Regions from separate parts of the Homo sapiens genome. Here all the other regions are linked to region 2. Evidence: chromatin contacts called from ENCODE Hi-C data. All regions are on one chromosome and are shown on one strand. Each heading gives the region's core, a stretch centred on a gene start or an enhancer-like site at or near the end of the contact. The rest is flanking DNA. Distances are from core to core; before and after follow the strand shown.

Evidence for each region. Hi-C counts contacts between places; a loop is a spot of excess contacts on that map. Pooled maps may share reads with other maps.
Region 1: a map of CD8-positive, alpha-beta T cell shows a loop between it and region 2 (23-fold over the local background). The contact joins the enhancer-like site here to the promoter of MON1B in region 2. A Hi-C loop is called at or near these places in 2 of 168 maps with a recorded cell type or tissue (CD8-positive, alpha-beta T cell and naive thymus-derived CD4-positive, alpha-beta T cell), 1 of 37 single-sample maps with no recorded cell type and 7 of 50 pooled maps.
Region 3: a map of CD8-positive, alpha-beta T cell shows a loop between it and region 2 (39-fold over the local background). The contact joins the promoter of HSBP1 here to the promoter of MON1B in region 2. A Hi-C loop is called at or near these places in 2 of 168 maps with a recorded cell type or tissue (CD4-positive, alpha-beta memory T cell and CD8-positive, alpha-beta T cell) and 8 of 50 pooled maps.

Annotation. Positions count from the first base shown.
Region 1 is chr16:82,653,851-82,657,862 of GRCh38, reverse strand. The region is part of intron 1 of CDH13 (cadherin 13); the gene reads right to left. Among named protein-coding and RNA genes, the nearest start is that of CDH13, 29 kb to the right of the region's middle. RefSeq lists silencers at 2,161-2,210, 2,145-2,439 and enhancers at 3,343-3,392, 3,633-3,682, 3,733-3,942, 3,764-4,012, 3,184-4,012. Within about 2 kb of position 2,307, at least 14 of the 41 ENCODE cell types and tissues checked have a DNase peak (open chromatin) inside an H3K27ac peak, as active enhancers do; they include CD8-positive, alpha-beta T cell, where a contact is called at or near this core.
Region 2 is chr16:77,189,807-77,193,784 of GRCh38, reverse strand. It overlaps MON1B (MON1 vesicular trafficking associated B), which reads right to left and starts at 2,595. Exons shown (of 6, transcript NM_014940.4): 1 at 2,527-2,595; 2 at 2,152-2,309; 3 at 8-334. The coding sequence starts at 2,299. LOC124903725 reads left to right here and starts at 3,219. Exons shown (of 1, transcript XM_047435021.1): 1 at 3,219-3,877. The coding sequence starts at 3,219. The coding sequence ends at 3,563. RefSeq lists enhancers at 2,444-2,493, 2,514-2,803, 1,929-2,877.
Region 3 is chr16:83,806,498-83,810,099 of GRCh38, reverse strand. HSBP1 (heat shock factor binding protein 1) reads right to left here and starts at 2,122. Exons shown (of 4, transcript NM_001537.4): 1 at 1,979-2,122; 2 at 1,354-1,420; 3 at 675-795. The coding sequence starts at 2,023. The coding sequence ends at 677. RefSeq lists silencers at 1,686-1,975, 1,993-2,169 and an enhancer at 1,827-2,328.

The DNA.
Region 1 (4,012 bases), core at 1,058-3,557, 5.5 Mb before region 2:
GCAGATAAAATGATTATCTATGTAAGAAATCCAAAAAAATTGACAAACTCCAAGAATAAGTAATTATGCCAAGATTACAAGATACGAGGTTAATGTAAAAAAGCCAATCACTTTCCTATGTACCAGCAATGAATGAATGAAATCAGGAATTTAAAACACAATACAATTTACATTACCCTCCCCAAATTGGAATATTTACATATAAATCTAGCAAACTGTGTACATGAAATGTACAAAATACAGTAGTCTCTCTTTCTCCAAGGTTTGCTTTCTACAGTTTTACTCAACTGTGGTCAATCACAGTCTGAAAATATTAAATAGAAAAATTCCAAAAATAATTCATAAGTTTTAAATTACATGCTGTTCTGAGTTGCATGATGAAATCTTCTGTCATCCCACTCCATCCTGCCGGGAATGTGAATTATCATTTTCTTCAGTGTATCCATCCTGTCTATCTTACCCATCATCCATTAGTCACTCAGTAACCATCTTGGTTATCAGACTGACAGATTAAAAGAGAAGGGTGAGTGCGCTACAACAGATTTTGAGAGAGACAGCCCACATGCATGTAACTTTTATTACAACATATTGTCATAATTGTTCCATTTTATGGAGCAATTGTTGTTCATCTCTTACTGTGCCTCATTTATAAATTAAACTTTATCACAGGTATGTACAGGAAAAAAACATAATGTATGTAGGGCTTGGTACAATCCATAGTTTCAGGCATCCATTGGGTGTCTGGGAACTTATTCCCCATGAAAACTGGGGAACTACTGTATATATACAAGATCTATATGAGGAAACACAAATGTTTATAGCAGCTTTATTTGTAATCACCAAAACTTAGAAGCAACCAAGATATCCTTAAGTAGGTCAATGGATAAACTGTGATACATCCAGACAATGAAATATTATTCAATGCTAAAAAAAAAAAAAAAAAAGAGCTACCAAACCATAAGAAAACATGGAGGAAACTTCAATGCATGTTACCAAGTGAAGGAAGCTAATTTGAAAAGGCTACATACTATATTATTCCAACCATATGACATTCTGGGAAAGGCAAAGCTATGGAAATAGAAGAAAGATCGGTGGATTGCCAGGGGTTAGGGAGAAGGGAGTGGGTAGGCAAATAGGCAGAGCAAGTATTTTAGGGCTGTACAACTATTCTGTGTGATATCATAATGGTGGATACATGAATTTACACATTTGTCATGTATCCACCATACACCGTACAGCACCAAGAGTGAACCCTCATGTAAACTGTGAACTTTGAGTGATAATGATGTGTCAATGTAGAGTCATTGACTGTAACAAATGTACCATTCTGATGTGGGATGTTGATAGTGGGACAAGGCTGTGCATTTGTGGGGATAGGAGGTACTTGGGAAACTTCTGTACCTTCCACCAAATTTTGCTGTGAACTTAAACCTGCTCTAAAAAATAAGGTTTACTTGCTTTTTAAAAAATGCTACCAGGTGCCAACCTGTCTTCCTCTCTAGCCCCTCATCTCATCACCATCATTAACACACACACACACACACACACACGCACACCATTCAAATGCAACCAGGTGCACTCCAGCCTCTTTCTCCAGCCACACTGAGCCAGCTGCCATTCTCCTTCTACCCTGTGCCTTTGAACCACTGATTCTCTGCTTGAAGCCCCCACTCCCACACTGCCAGCTTTTGTTTGACTATCTTCAACATGATTTTCAGTCTCAGCTCATATGTCATCTTTTCACTGATAACTCTGTCCAAGGCAGATGCTCTTTCTCTGTACTTCCAAATCGAAATCAGAGTTCCTTTTGCTAGACCAGCATTTTCTGCCTTGCACGGTAACTCTCAGCTGAAGTTTCTGTCTCTCACACTGTCCTGAGACATGCCACTGGTTCAAGGGGCTGTCTAGGTGGTGCCAAACCTCATACAGATCCTGGCACATAGCAGGTGCCCACTAAAGGCTAGCTGAAATTTCAGGCACTTGAGTAGTGAGCCATGACCCGAAGGCATTGCTTCCTATCTGGGCGACCTTGCCTACTCTAAGCTTCAGTTTCCCCATTGTTAAAATGGGAAAGAATGATAATAAGGGCAATGCCTATTTCATTTGGTGGTTGTGAGGACTGAGTTAATATATATGTAAAATTAACAAATGTAAACAAGAAAAAAATAGCCTGTGGAGGAGGTAAGCTTCTGTAGGCTTCTTCTGAATTGCTTTGGCTTCCTCTGCTGCACATAAAAACAAATGATGTCACTGCCTTGCCCTCCCCCAACCCCACCAGTGGTTTCCCATCACTCTCAGCATCACACGCACACCCTCCCTGCAGCCTAATCTGCCTCCCTGATCTCATCTCCTACTCTTGGACCCGACACTGCGGTAGCCTCACTATTTCCTGCTTTAGGACTTTGCACTTGCTTTTTGCTCTTCCTGGCATACACTTTCCTTTTGAGATCCACATGGCCATCTCATCTACTTCAGAGAGATCTCAGTTGAAATGTCTCCTCTCCAGGACACCTCCCCTCACCCCCAACCCCTATCACAAGGAGCACCTTCGTCACACTTTACCCTTTTATGGTGCTTGATTGACCGGCTCATTGATTGCAACACTGATTACTAATGAATTTTCTTTACTGTTTGCCTCTGCCAATAAAGCAATAGCTCCATGAAGATAGGAACCTGGTTGTGCCCATTGCTATTTTCCTGGTGCTTGCGGGCATTCAGTAAATGTGTTGGGAAAATGAATGAATGTATGAACAGATGAATCCCCTGATACAATGGGAAAGGCAGGGAAATTATCTTGAGTTTCTTTTGGACTCCATCCTCCAGTTCTGGAAGCTTACCTGTACCCCAGAGCCAAGAGAATGACTAAAAGCATGAAATCTGGGACCACCAGCTCCACAGTTTATTTGCTATGGCTGTGGGCCTCAGCTACTTTGCCTGTATAATGGATCTAGTCACTCCATCTACCTCAGTAGTGTTGGGAGGGATGAAAGAACTGATACGAGGAAAGCCTTTAGCACAAGGCCAGGCACATACCTTTGTTAGCTGCTTCACGTGGTTAATACTATAACCTGAGAAGCTGCCCTCATCCTTTCTGTACCCACCTCTTCTGAATATGAAAAAAAAAAAAATCCTTATTTAAATCCATGGTTCCTTTGATGGTACAGCATTTGTATCTTTGCCCACGGCCCCATCCCCTAAGGATGTCTGCCCCCAAATAAAAGTTGTCAAACATTTTAAATGGTATTAAATTGTCCAGAAAATGGGAATGCCCAAAGCAGAGAGTCAGTCAATCAGGATTATTTGAGAGCTTCAAAAAGACAGAAGGAAGCCATTATTAGGTTTAAGAATATTGCATTCCACCTCCCACACAGCCTTTATCTAAATCTTCATTTAATTGGCAGCCTTCAGCACTGTCAGAATTGCATTCTGAGAACCAAGAGAAGTTTTCAAACATTCACACAATGTTATATGCTTGGCTCAAAACAACTCAAGGGGAAAGAACCATCTCTTCTGCAAGAGATTTGGGGATGCCCTAAAGCTGATGCTATGAGAGTTGGGAAACCGACCTTGAATAAGAAACCAAGACCACCATGTAAGTGTCAGCCAAAGACACTGTCCAGAGGTTTCAGGCAGAGAGACTCGGACCTGCTGTCTCCCCAGAATCTCTAGGTGACTCTCTAAGGGCAAGAATTCATCCTTTCTCTATCTCTCAGGACCTCCCCCACTGGCTGGTGCAGTGTAGGCCGGAAATAGATGTTTTTGCAATGACTAATGAGAATTTTTGCGGCTTTATGTCATAAGGGGAATCCTCTCTCAGGCCCATGTGTCTCTGCCTGAGTGATTCCAACCAGAAGCTGGGCTGGAAGAAACCTGATTTCTCCCTGTCCCTCCCTGTAACCCCGTACAGTTAATTAGCAAGTCTTATCTGTTGTGCTATATCTCATGATCTCTGTGGTATCTGTCCCCTTCTCTTCTCTCTCAGGGCCTTGAATGTGGTCTTCAGTCTTCTTCT
Region 2 (3,978 bases), core at 1,346-3,845:
TGCTCACCAGCGTAGATGGCACGGATGGCATCTCCCGCACTCTGCACAAAGGACACCAGGGCGGTCATTACACCCATGGTAGCCGACAGCGCCTCCACACTACCATACCGCGAGTAGATGGGCTTGCCAGCCTCACTCAGCACAAACACATGCTTCCGCTGGCTGCGCCACTCCTCATCACTGGGGTCCCCGCCCTGGCCTCCAGAGCTACTCTCAGGGCTACATGTGGGACTATTCTCAGGGGCTGCAGGACTCCAGAGCCGAGAGGTGCTTGACAGGGCCTCTGACTGGGGCGGTGGTGATGGGCTGGGTGGCTGGTCCTTGTCCTTGGATCCTGAAAGGGAGCCCCTGGTGGGTCATCTGCATGTGAACTCCTAACTAATCCCACATCCCCAAGGACCCACCAAATATCTACTAGCCCCTCCATGACCCCTGCATGCTGACGCAGAACTCCAAGTGTCTCCTATGCCCCTCAATGACCCGATGACTGCCCTAGGACCCCGCAATGATCTCCACTAACATTTAGGTTCCAATGAACTTCCTAAAACCCTAATAAACCAACATATTCTCATTGTTATTCCACTGGACTTGCTATGTTCCTACAGACCAATTACTTCCCTTTCAATCACTGTTATTCCAAAGTCTTCAAAGCACCCCATTGACTCTGGATGACGATTATTCATCTTCAATGATCCCCCATTAACTCCTCTGACCGCTATTTTTTCTCCTGATATCTGCTCACCCAATGGCCACCATTAACATCTATTAATATCTTAACTGTTTGAATGCCCCAACCCCCGCTACTACCCTATCAGTGATGCCCACTGATACCTGATGACCCCTACTAACTCTCCTGGTTGCCCATTTATATTCTTGGTAATGTCCACTATTTCTCCCAATGACTGTCGTTAATATCCACTAACACCCAGATATTTAGGACTCCCCTAATCCACTATTCACTCCCACTGTGGTTCACAAACACCCCAATGACCCCACATTAACAATCATTAACACCTGGTTTTTCAATGACCCTCCATGACTGCCCTGATCCACAAGTTATTCTACTCCATGTCTACTCCCCCCTACCCCCAACAATGACCATCATTAACCTCCACTAACACCCAGCACTTCAGAGACCTTCAGTCACTCCCCTGACCACCTTCAATCTCATTGGTATCCACTCCCCTCCCTACAGTAACCATCATAATATCCACTAACACACAAGACTTTAATGACTTCCATTGCCCCTACCCATGACCATCATTAACATTCACTAAAACCCACAACTTCAACAGCCCCTACTGACACATCCATTTATTCCCATTGATTTCCATTCATCCCCCAATGACAACCATTATTATCCATGTGCAACTATGTCTCAATAATTTTCCCATAAAATCCCAATAATTGCATATTCTGTCACTGACATTCACTGACACTCCCATGTCCCCAAATATCTTTACTCCCTCCTAATAACTGCTCTTACCTGCTATTAATTCCCAAGTCCTCAACCTCCCCATCCACATTTATTCTCAGTGAGGTCCACTGATCCTTCCCAATGACTCCATTTACATCCACTAATTCCAAAGTGATCAATGGCACAGACTTCTCAGTGACTTCCATTAAATCTCAAATGAACAACTTTACACATCCACTAACATTTGGTCCCTTAAAGACTTCCCCAACAGTCTACAAGTGACTTCAATGATGTAAATACTCTGAGTGCCCATCGAACTCCACTGATTCCCCTTCCCACTTCTATTATTTAATAAATAACACCCTACTCCTCAAAAACACTAACTTCTCAACAGTCCTCCTCTGTTGAGTCTATTGACTTTCTTCAGCGCATTCTTTGATCTAAACACTCTAAATCCTCAGTGACCCTCTTTGGTCCTAACAGCCCCCTTTTTGATTCCTCAATGACCTAAACTCACACCAAACCCCCAGTGAACATCCGTTGACAGCCAATGACTTCCTCAATGATGTAAACTACACCATGTGTCCACAGTGACCTCCTCCTGACCCGGCGATGGTTTAAGCCACTTCTCTTAAGTCCCAAGACTCCCTACTGGTCACCCACTGACCCTTCCCCCGTCCAACAATGACAACCCCTAAGGATTCCTTTTAAGACCCCACTAAGTGGAGTCATACCTGTTTCCTCCAGGCCCTCGTCTTCGGGATCCGGCGGGACCGCGTGAACCCCTCCACCTTCTCTAGCTTCCTCACTGGGGAACTGCGTGTCCTCCAAGTCCTCCGCGCCCCCGGGGGCCGGGGCAGCAGTGTCTCCTCCGACCTCCATCTGCACATCCCTGAGTGGGAGGGGAATCGAGGGTGACGGGCGGTGAAAGAAACTTCTGAAAAGCCTTTATAGAGTCAGGCCCCCTTGGACACACTCCTACTGCTCATTTCCCCACGGATTTCAATAGGACGAGACATCCAAAATCATGCCCAAATACGTCCCCCCTCCAACACTTTCCGAAAAGAGGAGACTCTACTGGGCCTCAGGAAATAGAGATATACAAACACCTGTTTTAACTCCGAATCTCAATTGGCCGGATACCATTACTTCCCCGTAGCGGCGGTGGCATCACACTTCCGGGTGCGGCCCGGGAGGTGCCACACTTCCGGGTACGACCCCTCCCAGAAGACACTTCCGGTTGCGGAGCTTTATTGGCTCCTCGCGGCGTCCCTCTCCCGCCGCCTACGGGTGTCCCCTCATAGTTGAGATGGCGCGGGCCACTTCGGATCTACGTCAGGTCTGTTCGGGAGCGCAATGAGACCTCTCTGCACTCCTTTCAACGGATCTGGCTACGGCTGCTAACCCGGGAGAGCGAGGCCCACTTCGCTTACCAGTGGTTGGCGTGAGGGGGGACGCGGCTCGCTCTAGCCAATCCCGGAGTACATAGGGCGCGACCGTCTTCTTTCTGGGCCAATCGAGATGAGCCGCCTCATTTCCCCGCTGTCTACTCCCCCCGCCAAATCCTAACCAATACTGTGCGTTGTGTTGCGTTTGCACACGCCCATCCATTGATTGACGTCTCCCTCGACCCAATCGAAGACTCGAGCCTATTCCTTGTTTCACAAGAGGACTTTTGCAGCGTCAGTCCCGATGGATACCTGTGCCGGACCCACAAACGGGCTCTCCCAGAACTGAGGCAACTCCACTTTCTCTTATCCCTTAACCCTGCCAAGAAAGTCAAGGGAGGGGAGAGGCGCGAATGCTTGACGGGCAGTCGCCGCTTCTAATCAGCGTGCCGCGCCAGCAGCTCCGTACCCTGCCGGGTTCCCACGTCTACCTGCAGCTGGGGGAAGAACTCTGCCAGCCCAGGGCAGGGGCGGGCACTCACTTGGACCAGGACCTGCCCGACGCCCCCGGTCCGCCGGGCGAACGGGTCGTCACTTTCTGTGATCAGTTTGGGAAAAGGCTTGGGGGCCCTGCCACGGGCCAGTGTGGGAACCCAGGGTTCGAATTCCCGCCCCGACGCTGCTTCCGGACCGAAAGCCCCCTGAACGCCTTGCCCCAAGTGCCCTGGGCCTTGGTTTCTCCATCAGTGAAACAATGATGGGAATCGCTTGACGTGAAGTGAGTGGAGGTGCTGGCACACTTCGAGTGATTGCTAAGGGGAAGCCTTTGGTACTAGTTAGGATAATTATTTTAATTACAGTATAGTTAGGGTAATGAATTCCAAATACCAGTGTAGCATCATGTGCTTTATATACAATAGGTAATCGATAAGTAATAAATATTAAATTTATATAACAGAAACAATGGATAAATTTATGTGCATACAAAATATATTTACCTAATACATTTAGAAGTATATAATATATAATAAACATGTAAAAAAGTACAATAAAATAACATCTCATAAGCAAACTTATTTATTAATCTCGCTGTGTTACCCAGGCTGGAGTGCAATGGCAAAATGTTATTGACTCATTGCAGCCTCCGTCTCCCGGGTTCAAGCAATTCTCCTG
Region 3 (3,602 bases), core at 873-3,372, 6.6 Mb before region 2:
CAATGGAAAATCTTCCAGTGACAGGCTTTATAGGCCAACAAAAAGACACCTTAATTATTAGCTGGAATGATAAAAACTCAGTGGTTATCTAATGTTAGCCAGTGGTCTTCACTAATAGTGACAGAAGTCTAATTAATAAAAACTGGGAAAATAAATTCGGTGTAAAGAATGAGTTTGGCATGAAAAATTTCAAAACATCAAGTCCACAGCAGGTAAACAATACAGTGATGCTTGCTGGGATCATGGCTGGGAACTGATCTACAGAATGTCTGACTACATACAAATTATACTTACAGGTTCTCTCTATTCTTTTAAGACAAAATAAAAAAAAAGACCGGGCACGGCGGCTCACACCTGTAATCCCAGCACTTTGAGAGGCTGAGGCGGGCAAATCACTCAAGGTCAGAATTCGAGACCAGCATGACCAACATGGAGAAACCCCGTCTCTACTAAAAATACAAAATTGGCTGGGTGTGGTGGCACAAGCCTGTAATCCCAGCTACTCGGGAGGCTGAGGCAGGACAATCGTTTGAACCCAGGAGGGCAAAGGTTGCAGGGAGCCGAGATCGTGCCATTGCACTCCAGCCTGGGCAACAAGAGCAAAACTCCGTGTCAAAAAAAAAAAAAAAAAAAAAAAGAAAAGAAAAGAAAAAAAAAATTGCCCCCTTCCTCACCTTCAACTCTTTTGCGTGGCAGGTATCTTGTTTTCACTTTCCAGTTCTTCCACCCCAGCCTGTGTCATGAGGTCCGCGATATTCTTTTCCAGATCATCAATGCGACTACTCATATCATCAAGTGCTGAAGTTAAAGACAACGCGTGCCAACATCTCATTGAGCCTTTTTCCTCCCGTCCCTGCAGACTACAGCCTTAAACACAACGACTTTAGGGAAACTGGTCTTCCAATTTTCTTTCGACACTGTTACACGCTGGTGGGTAAGAGTACAGGACTGTGGGGCATGGCTACCCCGCATCGGATTCCAGCCCTGACCCTTACTAGTGATGGAACCCCTAAACCTCAATTTATTCATTTGCTAAAGATGATAACACTACAACCCACTCATAAGGTCATGCTGAGCATCAAAAGACACACACAAAAGCGCTTAGTTCACAGTGCATGGTCCACCACACCAGCTATTAGGATTGGTAGACGTATGCTCCTTGAGCCAGGAGTCTAACTCAGCTTTGCCCCTAGCTCTCGGCGCAGTCCTTCTCAGAAACACAGTACAATCCAAGCTCAAATTCTACAAGTGAATGGCTGAAGCTAGCCTGAAAACTACTCATTTATCCCCACCACTGCCCGGCAAATAGGCTCCAAAGGCCCACAGGAGGCCGACTGCAGATAAAAAGGATATTTCTCCCAATGATCTGGTCAGACATGGTCTGAAATTTATCTTGCATCTGCTGCAGGAGTGTCTGCACCTAAGAAAAACCGAAACAAACAAACACGGTCCACATCGATCCTGAGACAACTTCCTGGGATCAGGACGCAAGCCCTGGTCCCGGGGTTCCAGCCCCATTTCTGCCTCTGGACAGCTGTGCGGCCTTCAGCAAGATCTTCCTTCTCTGGGCTTCCGTTTTCCAACCTGTCCAATTAGACTGCTGGGCTGGGGAGGCCGCTGCGACTCAAAGCTCAGGGTCTTTAGGTTGTTTCTGCCGGGCTGGGGCACCCGGGGGTGTGTGAGGAGTTGAAGGGCGGGGAGGGTGTCAGAGGTAGGCGGGAGGGACCCGGAGGGCGTTCGCGACAGATGAATGGGGCTACTGGAAGGGGTCGGGCTTGGGGGCGCCCGCGGGGAGACTGGCCCGCACCGAGCGCCCCGGGGGTCAAGGTGGCCGGGAGCCTCGGCCAGAGACGCTTCCAGAAACGGGGCCTCGGCAGACGCCACGCGCGGCCGCGGTGGGCGCGCCTCTGTCCAGCAGGGCTTGGCCCGGCGCCGCCCGGGAAGGCCGCGGCCTCCGGCCCTCACAGCCGTCCCTTACCACCGAGGTGAGGTCCTGCACGGTCTTGGGGTCAGTCTCGGCCATCTCCCCGATGCCCAGCTTGGCGGTGATGTCTCAGACCGTAACCTACACTTCCGTTTGTCCGCTCAGTCGCCCCGGGCCGCTGCTTCTCGCGACGAGACTGGCAGCTCGCGGGACCGCGGGGCATTATGGGAGTAGTAGTTTCTCCCGCACCGGAAGGGCCTCGAGGCCGCGCGCTTCCGTTCCAAGGAGCGGCCCCACCCCACTCTCCCCGCCTTCTTTCGCATAGCCCCTCCCCTCCCTCTATGCCCCGCCCCTCACGCAGCGCGCCGTCAGTGGGGTGGAAAGTGAGACCAACTCAGAAATGGAGCAATAGAGGCAGGGAGTGGTCTTGGCCTCTCTTCCAGGCTGTAGTCAGTCGAAAGACGGCTCTGGGGTTTCTTTGGCCTGTCGGGACGAACTTACAGAACTTTTGCCCTTCAACAAGCCCCACTGTACCCTTGTAACTGCCCCCAAGCCAAGGAACATGACCCACCCCTACCCGCCCCGGGAGCCCCATGGCTCCTGTCCTGTTCTGTCATCTCCACCCTATGAAGGTGGCCAGCGTCTGGAGTTTAGCCCAGTAGGTTCATTGTGCCCGTCAGGTTCATATGAGGGGATTCAGACAGGAAGCTGTCCATCATGCCTGGCTTCTTTCACTCCACGCAATGCCTGCTGTTGAGTGGGGAAGGCTTCCGGCATCAGGGTTAGACTGTGGGTTTGGGTGTTGAAGGAGGTGGGCACTGCTGATTTGGAACCTCAAGTTCCAACCCCACAGGTGGTCTTTAGGATTGGGTCTCATGGCAAGGGGATAGGAGAGTCCTTGACTGCGGGCCTGGCATGTTCTGGAAACTTTCACACATCTCATTTAAGGACTGTGCTATGTGAGGGGTCAGCTCCAGTTTGACTTTAGCTAGGGAGAGGCTGTAAGGTGTTAGAGCTGTTACGGGAAAGGGTCCTGATCCAGACCCCAAGAGAGGGGGTTCTTGGATCTCATGCAAGAAAGAATTCAGGGCGAGTCTGTAAAGTGAAAGCAAGTTTAAGAAAATGAAGGAATAAAAGAATGGTTACTCCATAGACAGAGCCCTGAGGGCTGCTGGTTGCTCATTTTTATAGTTATTTCTTGATTATATGCTAAACCAGGGGTGGGTGATTCATGCCTCCCCTTTTTAGACTATATAGCGTAACTTCTTGACGTTGCCATGGCATTTGTAAACTGTCATAGCGGTAATGGGAGTGTAGCAATGAAGACAAGCAGGGTTCACTCTTATTGCCATCTTGGTTTTGGTGGGTTTTGGCCGGCTTCTTTACCGCAAGCTGTTTTATCAGCAAGGTCTTTATGACCTGTACCTTGTGCTGACCTCCTATCCCATCCTGTGACTTAGAATCCTTTAACTGTCTGGGAATGCAGCCCAGTAGTTCTCAGCCTCAGTTTACCCAGCTCCTATTCGAGATGGAGTTGCTCTTGTTCAAACGCCTCTGCCAGACCCACCAGTGTCTCTAACAAACCCGGAATCCAGTTGGCCTTGAGGCATGAGACTTCAACTCCCTTTACCACCCCTTCCCCCTCACTCACACCTTTGCCCCTCACCCTTCACACCTC